Linked DNA regions of Homo sapiens: regions 1 and 3 are each linked to region 2. A link is a loop called in an ENCODE intact Hi-C map of the cell type or tissue named here. Cell type or tissue: endothelial cell of umbilical vein. All regions are shown on one strand. Links, peaks and the distances in the headings refer to the core of each region. The heading gives the core; the rest is flanking DNA.

Evidence for each region. Hi-C counts contacts between places; a loop is a spot of excess contacts. Peaks named below come from ENCODE experiments on the same cell type or tissue, not always from the same donor. Only the 100,000 strongest peaks of a DNase experiment are listed, where the experiment ranks them.
Region 1: it touches region 2 in a loop (5-fold over the local background); 4 of 110 quality-filtered maps call a loop at or near these places.
Region 3: it touches region 2 in a loop (3-fold over the local background); 9 of 110 quality-filtered maps call a loop at or near these places.

Annotation. Positions count from the first base shown.
Region 1 is chr20:1,107,115-1,111,268 of GRCh38, reverse strand. No RefSeq gene overlaps it. Among named protein-coding and RNA genes, the nearest start is that of PSMF1, 9.4 kb to the left of the region's middle. RefSeq lists an enhancer at 2,554-2,603. In endothelial cell of umbilical vein, for the core only: a CTCF peak has its summit at 2,644 (motif pointing right); no DNase peak of the experiment used is centred there.
Region 2 is chr20:1,184,552-1,188,705 of GRCh38, reverse strand. TMEM74B (transmembrane protein 74B) reads left to right here and starts at 3,725. Exons shown (of 3, transcript NM_001304748.2): 1 at 3,725-4,154. In endothelial cell of umbilical vein, for the core only: a CTCF peak has its summit at 2,744 (motif pointing right); a DNase peak (open chromatin) is centred at 2,775; H3K4me3 peaks cover 1,054 bases; H3K27me3 peaks cover 237 bases.
Region 3 is chr20:955,054-959,207 of GRCh38, reverse strand. RSPO4 (R-spondin 4) reads left to right here. Exons shown (of 5, transcript NM_001029871.4): 5 at 1-756. Among named protein-coding and RNA genes, the nearest start is that of ANGPT4, 41 kb to the right of the region's middle. In endothelial cell of umbilical vein, for the core only: a CTCF peak has its summit at 2,550 (motif pointing right); a DNase peak (open chromatin) is centred at 2,617.

The DNA.
Region 1 (4,154 bases), core at 1,100-3,599, 77 kb after region 2:
TTCTCCTGCCTCAGCCTCCCAAGTAACTGGGATTACAGGCACGCACCACCAGGCCCAGCTAATTTTTGTATTTTTAGTAGAGATGGGGTTTCACCATGTTGGCCAGGCTGGTCTCGAACTCCTGGCCTCAAGTGATTCACCTGCCTTGGCCTCCCAAAGTGTTGGGATTACAGGCGTAAGCCACCATGCCTGGCCAAAAACATAATTTATAGATTGTACAACTCCCCCTTTTTAGTGTATAACTCTGAGTTTTGACAAATGCACACAGTCTTATAACCACCGTATTCTCTAGGTATTTCCAGAAAGAAAGGATTTTTAAAAATTCATCTCTATTGAGATAATTTACATACAATAAAATCACCCGTTTTAGTTGTATACTTCATGAGTTTTGCCTAATGTATAGACCAGCGTAACCACCATGACCAAGATATAGCATGTTTACATGACTCCAAAAAATTTCCTCATGTGCCTTGGCAGTTAATCTCTCCAGCCTCTAGCTGAGGTGTGTTAGTCCATTTTGCATTGCTATAAAGGAATACCTGGGACTGGGTAATTTCTAAAGAAAGGCACTGCAGGCTGTCTAGCATGACACCAGTATCTGCTTGGCTTCTGGTGAGGCCTAGGAAGCTTTCAATCATGGTGGAAGGCAAAGGGGAAGCATGCATGTCATATGGAGAAAGAGAAGGGGAGGGAGCAAGGAAGAGGTGCCAGGATCCTTTAAATAACCAGCTCTCACATGAACTAATAGAGTGAGAACTCACTCATTACCATGGGGAGGACACCAAGCCATTCATGAGGAATCTACCCCCATGACCCAAACACCTCCCCCTATGCCCGCTTCTAGCATTGGAGGTCACATTTCAGCAGGAGATTTGGAGGGGACAAAACATCCAAATCATATCACCAGGCAACCACTGATCTGTGTTTTTTGCATCTATATTTTTGGTATCTAATTTTGCCTCTCTTAAAAGTTCATATAAATGAAATGTATACAATGCCCCAGGAAGCAGATGTCAAGATGGAGTTAGCAGTGTTAGAGGTTTATTGGGGATAAGTCACAAAAGGAAAAGGGGAGTGGGAACAGGAGTATGTGGGGAGAACCTTCAGGCCTTTCTGCTGATCTGGCTCCTACAAAAGAAGAGAAGGAAGGAATAAGGATTAGTGAGAAAGTCTCAGCCAGCCCAACGGAGAACTCCAGCACCAAGAAATATCATAGAGAGTTCCCTGTTGGATTGAAATGGCCAGGCCTTAGTGCTGTCTCTGCTCGGTGGGCTGCCCGTAAAGAGCATGGCTTCAGCATGATCCCAGTGGTCCTATGGCCGGAGGACGTTAGCAAACTGCACTCCTCACAGCTGTGTGGCAATTATTTTCTTGAAGGTTTGGCACCCCTCCATAGTTGACACATAAAATAATACCCCTTCATGCCTTTTTTCACTCATCATCATGTCCAAACTTCATCCATGTTGTGTGTATCAGTACCTTCCTTTTTATTGAGTAATATTGTGTTGTATGGATGTGCCAGTTTGTCCAGTCCCTTATTGATGGGCATTTGGGTTGTTTCCAGCTTGGGATGGTGATGAGTAATGCTGCTGTAGACATACATGGACAGGTCTTGGTATGGCCTTATGATTTCACTGGTCTTGGATAAATTCCTAGGTGTAGAATTGCTGGATCTTATGGTAGAGTATATGTTTATAGGAAACTGCCAAATGTGTTCCCAAAATGGTCATACCATTTTCCACACCTGCCAACAATGAATGAGAGCCCTGGTTGCTTGACATCCAGCAGAAGGGGATTTAATGGGAAAAATATGATGCTTACTGAACCAGTGGATGGATTGGAATGTAAAGATTGGGGAAAGCTGCCACCAGCTTTCAGAAAGTCTGGACATTGCAGGAGCTTCAGAAAACCACCAGCAGTGATCACAGCTGCCTCCCATCCTGGGGCAGTCTGTGTGTATGTAGGGTGGTGGGGGGACCTGCAGAGGCTGCTGCCAAACTGAAACCTAAAACTCAAGATTCTGCCACTGCTGTTGGAGAAGCAATAATGTGCCCCTGCCTCTGCCTCCCAGTGGCTGGATCTAACTTGGAACCCAGCTGGCAAGTCATTCTGAAAAATGCACTTGTTAGGTTTCAGGCCTCTGAAATACTAAGGGAAGGCATAAAAGGTGTGAGTGTGAGTGTGTGTGTGTGGTGGGGGTCGGGGGGTAGTACTGGGGCTTTGACAAATTGCTCAATGTATATTGTCTCATTTAATTCCCAGAACAACACTTTAAGGTAGAAACTATTATTATCTTCGCTTTAAAAATGAGAAAAATAAGGGAGAAGTTGTGCCATTGTCCTAAGCAGCAGGGTCAGGATTTGAGCCAGGCGGTCAGCCTGCTTGCCTCCTCATCACAGTGCCATGCCTCCAACAGCATCACTAAGGGCTTGCGGGATTCTGAGCTCTGAGTTTCAAGATCTACACAGGAAAAGCCAAGAGTCATGACGAGGACCATTTTTCAGACCTCAGGGGCAGAAAAGGCTGGGAATAGAAAAAAGGGTCAAGGGTCCAGGCTGGGAACAGAGAAACGATCTAGGCATGGGAAGCTCCTCCAACCACAGGGACACATGAAGAGTCTCTGCAGAGACAAGGGAGGCCACAAGAGGGCACCCTGGCCCACCCAAATGTCCACAGATGGCAGCCACGCAGGGAGAGGCACACTCTCCTCCATCCTGACTTCATTCCACCAGGAGGTTCAGGGGAGCCCTAGACCAGAGCCCCCCCAGCAGGCTCTGTCCACACTGCAATCAGCCTTCACACCTGGAAATACCTGATTTTAGCTCTGGGGATCGTTGCCTTCAGGGAGAGACGGTCCCCAGAGAACCCAAGTCCTTGGAGGCACAGAGGGTCGGTTTCTGAGGCCACTCTCTTTCCTGTACCCCCTACTTCTCTTTGTCTCCATCCTTTCACAGACTTGGGCCTGATCCTTGCCTTGCCCCCATGCCACCCATGTCCAGCTCCAACTCCAAAGTTCCATCAGGCACTTGCCCACCTTGGTCAGGCAGGTGGGAGGGGTGACCAGTATTACCTTGAAAGGCTAGAAGCTCTGCCTGATGCTCCCCAAACCAGAACATCAGCTTCATGAGCACAGGGATTTGTGTCTGTTTGGTTCACTGCTATAGTCCTGGCACCTAGAACAGAGCCTGGCATACATAGTAGGTGCCCAATAAATATGTGATGAGTGAATAAATACATTAGCAGGTGCATAGTGTAGAAAAGTGTCTAGGCCTTGGAGTCAGGGAACCTGGGTTTACATCTCGGCCTCTTTGCTTACTCACTGTGCAACTTTGGGGAAATGGCTTATCAAATTGTCAAATAGGGGTTATAGTGGTGTCTCCCCAAGGGCTGTTGGGAGAATTTCTGAACATGATGTCAATAAAATGCCTCCCACAGTACCTGGCTCATGATAAGGGCCCCTAAGAGGTGGCTCATTATTTGAGATAATGAGGCCTTGGAAAACAGCACCTATTTATTGAGGATTTACTATGTGTCTGGCACTTGGCTCATGTTATCTAATTCAATTTTCATAACAACTTTTAAATGAGAAGTTAAGTAGCTCAGAGAACTTAAGCAACTTTTCCAGGGTCACACAGCTGAGAAGAACAAACTTGGGTTTAAGTCCAAGTCTTGAACCCTGCAGCATGCAAGTTTGCAAGTCAGACTTCCTGGGCTCAAATCCCGGCTTTTTCACTTACAAGCAGTATGACCCTGGGCAATTTTCTTAGGTGGAGAGCTAGGAAGGGACAGAAAGAGACCACCACCTAGGCCTGAACTGTTCTTTAGGATTTGCAGGAGTCAAAGACACCACCAACGGTACTAACAGTACTGCTGCAGTCTCACTCCCTGGAGATTGTGCAACCTGCCAAGGCCCCTGGAACCTGCTGTTTAATCACAGCATTACCTGGCCCCCATCAAGCACCAGACTGTTTCCAAATGTATTCTTTGTACTCTACCTGGAGCTGAATTCACAATCTGGTCAAGCAGTCAGGACACACACACATACACACACACACACAGCTTGGCTTTCCCGTGTAGACTTGGGCAAGTTGCTTTGCCTCTTTGAGCCTTAATTTGCACATTTGTAAGCTAAGGGGTGATAGGTAGCACCCTGA
Region 2 (4,154 bases), core at 1,524-4,023:
AGTTAGCTCCTACCCCCACCATTTGTGTGTGTGTGTGGTGTGTGTGTAGTGTGTGTGGTGTGTGTAGGTAGTGTATGTGTGTGGTGTGTGTGTAGTATGTGTATTGTGTGTATGGTGTGTGTGTAGTGCGTGTGGTGTGTGTGGTGCATGTGGTATGTGTGTGGTGTGTGTAGTGTGTGTGTAGAGTGTGTGTGTGGCATGTGTGTGTAGTGTGTGTGGTGTGTGTAGTGTATGTGTAGTGTGTGTAGAGTGTGTGTGGCATGTGTGTGTGGTGTGTGGTGTGTGTGTGTGTGTAGCATTTCTTTACTTTCTGGCACTATCAGATGCTCTGGGCTCATCTTGTAGTGTTTCCTGCCCAAGTCCTATAAACAGCAATTTCTTCAAGGAGCCTTGGATCCTTTTATTGGAGAATGGTATTAGAAACCAAGATTTCAGTGCTACGTGTGCTTGTTGCTATGGAGTATCATTGCTTCTAGGCCCTCTCGCCTGACAGTAAGGAAATAAATGTGTGTATACTAGCCCGTGTGTGTGTGTGTGTGTGTGTGTGTGTATTATATATATATATAACTTTCTGTATGTAATCATCTGCATCTATATTAAGCTAAACATGAGTTCATTCTGGTATCTCCAATTCTAATCTGTTGCCACATGGATCATTCTAGCCTCCTCCTCAGGGGTCATTTTTATCAGAAGCAATGTTGCTTAGTAACATAGCAGACATATGTTTATCTGTTTCCAGGAAACAGAGCTTCCAAAGGTCAAATTCTCATGCAAAAGAGGAAAAGGTTTTGTTAACCCTTTACTTACATTCATCAGTGAGGCTCTCCACTGCTCTGAGGATAAAGAACAAATTACTTGGCCTGTAAGGCTCTGCAGTGACCTGACCTGCTAAGCCCAGGCTCGTCTCCTACCAGGTTCCTTATCAGGCCCTCCATGACAACCATACTGGTCTCCTGCAACTCTCAAACTCGTCACACACTTCCTTCTACCCCAAGGTCTTCGCCTATGCTAGGCGCTCTGCTGGACTTCTCTTTCCTCCCCTCTTTATCTGGTTGCCTTCTACTCATCCTTCTAATCTCAGCTCAGTCCACACTTTTACAGGAAGCCATTCCTATCCCCAAGACTAGGTTGGCACCCTTGTTTGAGGCTTGCACTCTATACTTTTATTTGGTAGCATTTACTATAACTGCAATGTTACATTTACTTATCCTTTTCTCCCACTAGAATACAAGCTTCCTGAGTGTAGGGATGGAGTCTACCTAGCTAACTAGTATATAATATTTGCCCATTTTCTCTGTTCTTTATTCAGTGAGCACTTATCCAGAGCTTCCTAGGTGTTAGCCCCTTTTCTAGTGTCTGGGGATACTGCAGGGAGGGAAACAGGCAAAAACCCTCTTCTTTTGGCACTTATTTTTTAGGGGAGGTGGCAATAAGCAAACAGAAACTAATGTCAGTTGGTAAGTGCTATAGAGAAAAATTCAGAGTGAGGGAGTAAAGAGTGCTGGGGCACTGCTATTTTTGAAAGGATGGCCTGGAATGGCGTCTCTGAGAAGGTGGCATTTGAGCAAAGACTTGAAGGAAGTGAGGGAAGGGGGTGAGTGCGGGAAATATCAGAAAGAAAAACGTCCCAGGCAGAAGGAACAGCCAGCGCAAAGGCTGAGGTAGGACAGCGCATGACTGAGGGAAGGAACAGTGAGTGCTTTAAAGGCGGTATCTCATCCCATTCCCATAACACTTCCTACATCCGTTTCACAGAGGAGGAAACCGAGCTCCAGGAGGGCAGTCCTTTACACCAGGGCACCCAGCTGTGGGGGTGGAGCTGGGATTTGAACAGGAGTGTGGTGCCAGGGCTAGCATCCCTTTGAAGTCTCTAACAACGGGCCAGGCCTCTGCAAGGCTGGGAGGAAATGGAGGCCTTCCCAGCCCTGGTGGACCTGCCTAGGGCTAGGCTATGCTGGCCTTGAAGGCACAGGCATCCATCATCCAGGGTGACTTCCAGTCTCCTGGTTGGGGAGGGCTGCACAGAACTTTGGAGGAGGGCAGGTCAGGCTCCGCTCATGAGGTGGCCGAGGAGCAGGACATGGCACACTCATTCGCCTGTCCTTCCACATGGCCAACTTCTGCTGGCCTTCCCAGAGCCCTCAAAGCCTGCACATTCACAATCCTCATGGACAGAAGTGGATACAGGCTCAGAGGCCAGAGGTACTAACCGAGACCACACGATTCAGCTGGTCACCGTGTCTTCCCGGAACCTGCACGATTCAGACCAAAGCTGTCTCTGGGGTTGGCGTGTGTTCCCCAAAGAGGAAACGTCTCCATGAATTTGGTACTCTAGGCACTTCGCTGGACTCATCTTAACTCCGGCCCTGTAAAGGAAAGAAGTGAAAGTCACCCCTTTTCACAGCCTGTTCACCCACACCCACCTAGGTCTTCTAGGTGATCAGACATGGGTCCTGCTCTCCAGGAGCTGCCAATCCGATGGAGGAGGCTGACCCTTAAACAAAATCACGACCGTCAGAGACAAGAGCAAACAGTGCGGGCAAAAGGAGAGCCCAGATGGAGGGGCCCGTGGGGTAAGTGGGTGTGTGCCCAGGGAGGGGTTCCAGGAGAAGAGGCCCCACAGCTGGGCCTTGGAGGGTGAGGGTGTGTTTGGCCATTGGCAATGCCCCCAGGAGAACACCCCTCTTGGGCGGAGCACTCCACTGTCCCACGGAGAAAAAAATTGCAGAGAAAAGGGGGAGGGGGATCGTCGGATTCTTTCTTGCAGCCTTCAGGTGGCGCCCTTGAGCCACGGAGCCGCAAGCGCCCGAGGAGACCGTCCCGACCTAAGGACCTCGGAGAGGACCCGGGGTCCTACCTGGGGGCTGCGTGCGGGGTGGGGGTGGGGGGAAGGGGAAGTGGCAGAGTGGGGGTGAGGAGTGGGGAGGCACCTGCGCTTGGCGCAATAGGGGCTCTCCGGTGGTGGGGAGGGATCTTCTTCAGCAGCCCCCGCCCGCCCCGCCCCTGCGCCCGTGGACCGCGGGCTCCAAGCCCCAGTTCCCTAAGCCCAGGCGCCGGCGATCCAGATCTGCCTGGAGGGGAGGGGAGGACGGTGGATCGGAGCCCCCGCACCCTCGCCCCAGCCCATCACCCGCCTTCCTGTCCCTCTCCTTGCTAACTCTCCGGGCGCCCTCGCCGGCCGCGGGCGGAGCTCCCTCCGCGGCGCTCGGCGAGCCCCGGCCCCCGCCCCTTCTCCCGTCCCTCCGTCCCCGGATCCCCCCCCCGCCTCCCCAGCGGCCGCCACCGCCGCCGTACAGCTCCGCGCGGCGCGAGTAGGTACGTGCGCCTCGGCAGTGGCTCCGGGCCGGGCCGGGAAGGGGGCGGGAGACCGGGAGGGCGAGGCGGTGGCGGCCGGGCCCGCGCCCTCCGGGCTGCGCCGCAGGAGAGAGACCCCCGCAGGCGAGACCCCCGCAGGCGTACGCCGGCTGCAGGAAGGCGGACGGGCACCGGAGAGGACGCACCCTCGCCCGCCGGCGGCCGGGCGCCCTTCGCCCCAGCGTGGTGAGGCGGGGAGGGAGGCCCGGCACAGGTACGCACGCGGAGAGGGGACCGCTGGGGGCGGCAGGAGGCCGAGGGCCGGGGGCGGGGAGTGGCGGCGAAGGACGGCGAGCCTGACCTCGCGGCCCGCCGAAGGACATGCGACCAGGGGACCCGGCCTCCCCGGGCCTCCGCCTGGTCCGGTTCGGCCTTCCGGGTCCCGCGTCTGTGGGCAAGGGCAGGAGCAGGGGGTGTGGACTGGGCCGGCGGGAGCGGGCGCGGTGGGCAGCCGGCGTGCTGGGGCTTTCTGCGCGCAACTTTGGGTACAACAGCGTGGACCTGCGTGTGCGTATCTGCGCGCCCCAAGGCTTTGTGTACAACTCGTGCGTGTGTCTATCGACTGGGTTTTGTGAAGCTTCACCCACAGCCGCTGTGCGTCCCTCTCTCCGGGTGTCAGTGCGCGCGGCGGGTGGGGTATTGGGCCCCTGCGGGTCTTGGTGGATCTGGCTTGGGTCTCACTCCCAGGGGCACTTTGTGTGTGTGTGTGTGTGTGTGTGTGTGTGTGTGTACGCGCGTGTGCGTGTGACGGGGTACTCGCGTGGCCCGAAGATCCGAGGGTCACACTACGTGACTTCTGG
Region 3 (4,154 bases), core at 1,100-3,599, 230 kb after region 2:
CACCCACCCCCACACGCTGACACCCACCCCCACACTTGCCCACACCCATCACCGCACTCGCCCACACCCACCACCACACTGCCCCACACCCACCACCACACTCCCCCACACCCACCACCACACTCGCCCACACCCACCACCAGTGACTTGAGCATCTGTGCTTCGCTGTGACGCCCCTCGCCCTAGGCAGGAACGACGCTGGGAGGAGTCTCCAGGTCAGACCCAGCTTGGAAGCAAGTCTGTCCTCACTGCCTATCCTTCTGCCATCATAACACCCCCTTCCTGCTCTGCTCCCCGGAATCCTCAGAAACGGGATTTGTATTTGCCGTGACTGGTTGGCCTGAACACGTAGGGCTCCGTGACTGGGACAGGAATGGGCAGGAGAAGCAAGAGTCGGAGCTCCAAGGGGCCCAGGGGTGGCCTGGGGAAGGAAGATGGTCAGCAGGCTGGGGGAGAGGCTCTAGGTGATGAAATATTACATTCCCGACCCCAAGAGAGCACCCACCCTCAGACCTGCCCTCCACCTGGCAGCTGGGGAGCCCTGGCCTGAACCCCCCCCTCCCAGCAGGCCCACCCTCTCTCTGACTTCCCTGCTCTCACCTCCCCGAGAACAGCTAGAGCCCCCTCCTCCGCCTGGCCAGGCCACCAGCTTCTCTTCTGCAAACGTTTGTGCCTCTGAAATGCTCCGTTGTTATTGTTTCAAGACCCTAACTTTTTTTTAAAACTTTCTTAATAAAGGGAAAAGAAACTTGTAAATGCTTCTTGAGCATCAAGAGGGTGTTGCAAAACCATGATACTGCTGAGTTTGGAGTAGCAGAATTTAAAACATGTGGAGTGGTTTTCACAGGAATGCTTGGGGCTGAGAGGGGTCAGAGTGTATTGGGGATTGGGGTGGGGTTTCAGCTTGGGGGGAGCTGATAAAAGAGGAGGGGCCCTCAGCCCCTCCAGGCTACTCTCAAGAAGCAGACTCAGCCAGAGGCAGAAGAGGGTGACACCTCGATCCCCAGAACCTCGCAGTTTCACGAACCAGATGTCTCAGGGACCAGGGGTACCTAGGAGGTTGACAGTCCCACGGGGCCATCTAAACACCCTGGGCTGCTGGTGAGAGTGGCCTTGGCATTGGGAGGCACAGGTGGGAGCTCCAGCCTGTCACCAGCTATCTGATGGGGTCCAGGTCAAGTCACTTCCCCTTCCGGGGCCTCAGTTTTCCCATGTGATGAATGTGATGAAGAGGAAGCCTGGCTAAATTAAATCTATTGCCGAAATCTGGAAGACCCAACAACAGAATCCCCTGGGGAGCCTTTTAGAAATTCAGGTTTTGGGGCCCTCCCCCAGATCTATTCATTGCAAACAAGTTTAGGAGCAGGCAGTGAGAGCAAACATTCTTTCCAGGACAAGCTGAGGGGAGAGGTGGCTCTCAGATGACTTCCAGCTCAGAGGGCTGAGTCTAGATTTGCAGCTGCAATTCTGATTCTGACCTCAAGGCTCAATGATCTGATTCTACAGAGTTTAGTCTGTATGTGTGTGTGTATGTGTGTGTATCTTTTTAATTTTTTTTTTTTTTTGGCAGGGTCTTGATCTGTCACCCAGGTTGGAGTGCAGTGGTACGATCACAACTCACTGCAGCCTCAAACTCCTGGCCTCAAGCAATCCTCTTGCCTCAGCCTCCCAAGTAGCTGGGACTACAGGTGTACACCACCACACCCAGCTAATTTTTTATTTTTTGTAGAGATGGGGGTCTCAATATGTTACCCAGGCTAGTTTTGAACTCCTGGCCTCAAATGATCCTCCCACCTCAGCCTCCCAAAGTGCTGGGATTACAGGCATGAGCCACTGTACCCAGCCCCTATATAAATAAATATATATATAAATATATATATATATACACACACACACACACACACACATACATACACTATATAGTGTTTTCTGTTAAGATTCCAGTTTTAGGATGCTGAACGTTCTAATTTTCACAATTCTAAAAGACCAACATAAGGGTAGAAGTTTCCAGTACTGCAATTCCCTGGCCATGTTCTTTCTTCTTGGGGGGCCTGGTCCTCTGTCCTCAGCTGGGGGCTGTGGTGGTTTTTTAATATTTTCAAATTACAGGATGAAATTTCTTCAGGGCCTAAGCCCCTCCTATAACCTTTCCATCTCAGACGTTCCCTGCCCCCAGCTCCAATCCTTTCAAATCCCAGCCTCTCCCACATTCTCTGGAGGATTGAGGGGCCTCTCTGGGAAGGAGACTCTGCTGTCAGGTGGGCATCGCCCACTCCCTTCTTACAAGCCAAGCTTGGAGAAGTTCACAGAGAAGCTCAGAAACAGGGTGAGGTCACACAGCCAAAGAGAGGCAGTCTGGGCAGAGCCCAGGGGGAGGTTCCGCTGCTATTGGCCTTCTGGATGCTATGCCAGAGGGAGAGAACAACCCCTTGGCCAGAGCTGAGGAATCCCTGGTGGGTTCTTCCTGTCACCGCTTCCAACTGGGCCACACTAGGGCCCTCTCTGCAGTTCCCCCCACCCGCTCACTCCATCCTCATCCTCACCACAGCCCTGCATGTCATTCCCACATGCTGCCACCGGATGACGGCAGTCAACCAGGAACAGGTCGCAGCCAGGCTTGTCAAGGAGCGCATTTCTGAAACGGGGTCGTGTTGCGGTTCTCTCCTAGCAGGACTGGAGCAGGGTGGAGGGTAGCCGAGGGCAAGGGACAGGCTGCCTCAGACCGAAGGACTGACTGCCTCAGGCTGAAGGACAACAGTTGCAATGGGGACTTCAGCTGAATGGCCTTCTCAGCTGTGCAGAGAGTGTCAGACTCAGAGGTCCCTGTCCCAGGTCCTTCCTTGCACAGAAGGGAAATCTGACTCAGAGCATGACCTCCTGCCCAGACATCTGGCCCAGGTGACCTATGGGGATTACACCTCTCCATTTTCGCTTGGAAGAAAATTTCTTTTTTCTGTCTTTGTTTGTTTGTTTTTTAAGATGGGTAATAGCTCTATCGCCCAGACTGGAGGTCGGTGACATGATCCCGGCTCACTGCAGCCTCGACCTGCAGGGATCAGTTGATCCTCCCACCTCAGCCTCCCAAGTAACTGGGACTACAGATGCACACCACAATACCCAGCTATGTTTAAAATTATCTGTAGAGAAAGAGTCTTGCTATGTTGCCCAGACTGGTCTTGAACTCCTGGGCTCAAGCGATCCTCCTGCCTCAGTCTCCCAAAGTACTGGGATGACAGGTGTGAGCGACCGCACCCAGCCCAGAGGAAAATTTCAAGCCATCGTATGTGGACCTTCTAACTCAGGAAATGTGCATTCTTATAATACAAATAATAGTAATGATGAGGATGAGGATGATGACGTCATCTTATATTTATGGAGCACCTATTCTGCACCAAACATAGCTAAGCATTTCAGGTGCAATATCTAATTTCCTTTGCTTTTCTCTCTTCAGCATAAATCATAACTACCATTTTTCTACCAATTCCTCTTACTAACCTCGCATTTCCCACCTATCTCCTGCCACCTTCACAGCTACGTTGCCAGCTAACTTCTAGGAGGAAAAACTGAGGCTCAAGTTCAAGTCATTCAAAATCCATCAGTCTCACCCATTCATTCATTCCGTGAATATGCATAAAGTGCCTACTGTGTGCCTGGTACTGTCCTGGGTGCTGGTGATAAAGACCCTGCCTTGTCCTCCAAGCGTTCAGTCTGCAGACAGTCAATTCCAACAATGTGATAAGACCTTCCATGAGGACAGGATCTAGCATATCCTGTCTAAGGCATACAGGGGTTAGGGAGCTCCTCCTCCAGGACCAGATAGCCAAGCTGAGAATTAAAGAGTGCGAGGTGTTAATGAGATGGGTGGGGAGGGGGAGGAAACAGCACTTGCAAAATCCTGGAGAAGCTATTCATGGGGGCGCCAGCCCTGGAATTGCTAAGCCTCCTAAGCTGTCAGATCCTGGAACATGTGGACTCAGCCCTGGGGTCTGATGGCTCCCACTCAGCCCCCCATGACTCCCACCCTCACCCATAGCCATAGCCAACCTACCATCCACAAGGTGGAATGGATCCTCCAGCCAGACTTGTAGCTGAAGAAGCCTTCTCGCAAGTGGGTCTTCTAGTCCTTGCTGTTTTACCCGCTGCCCCTCCTTACC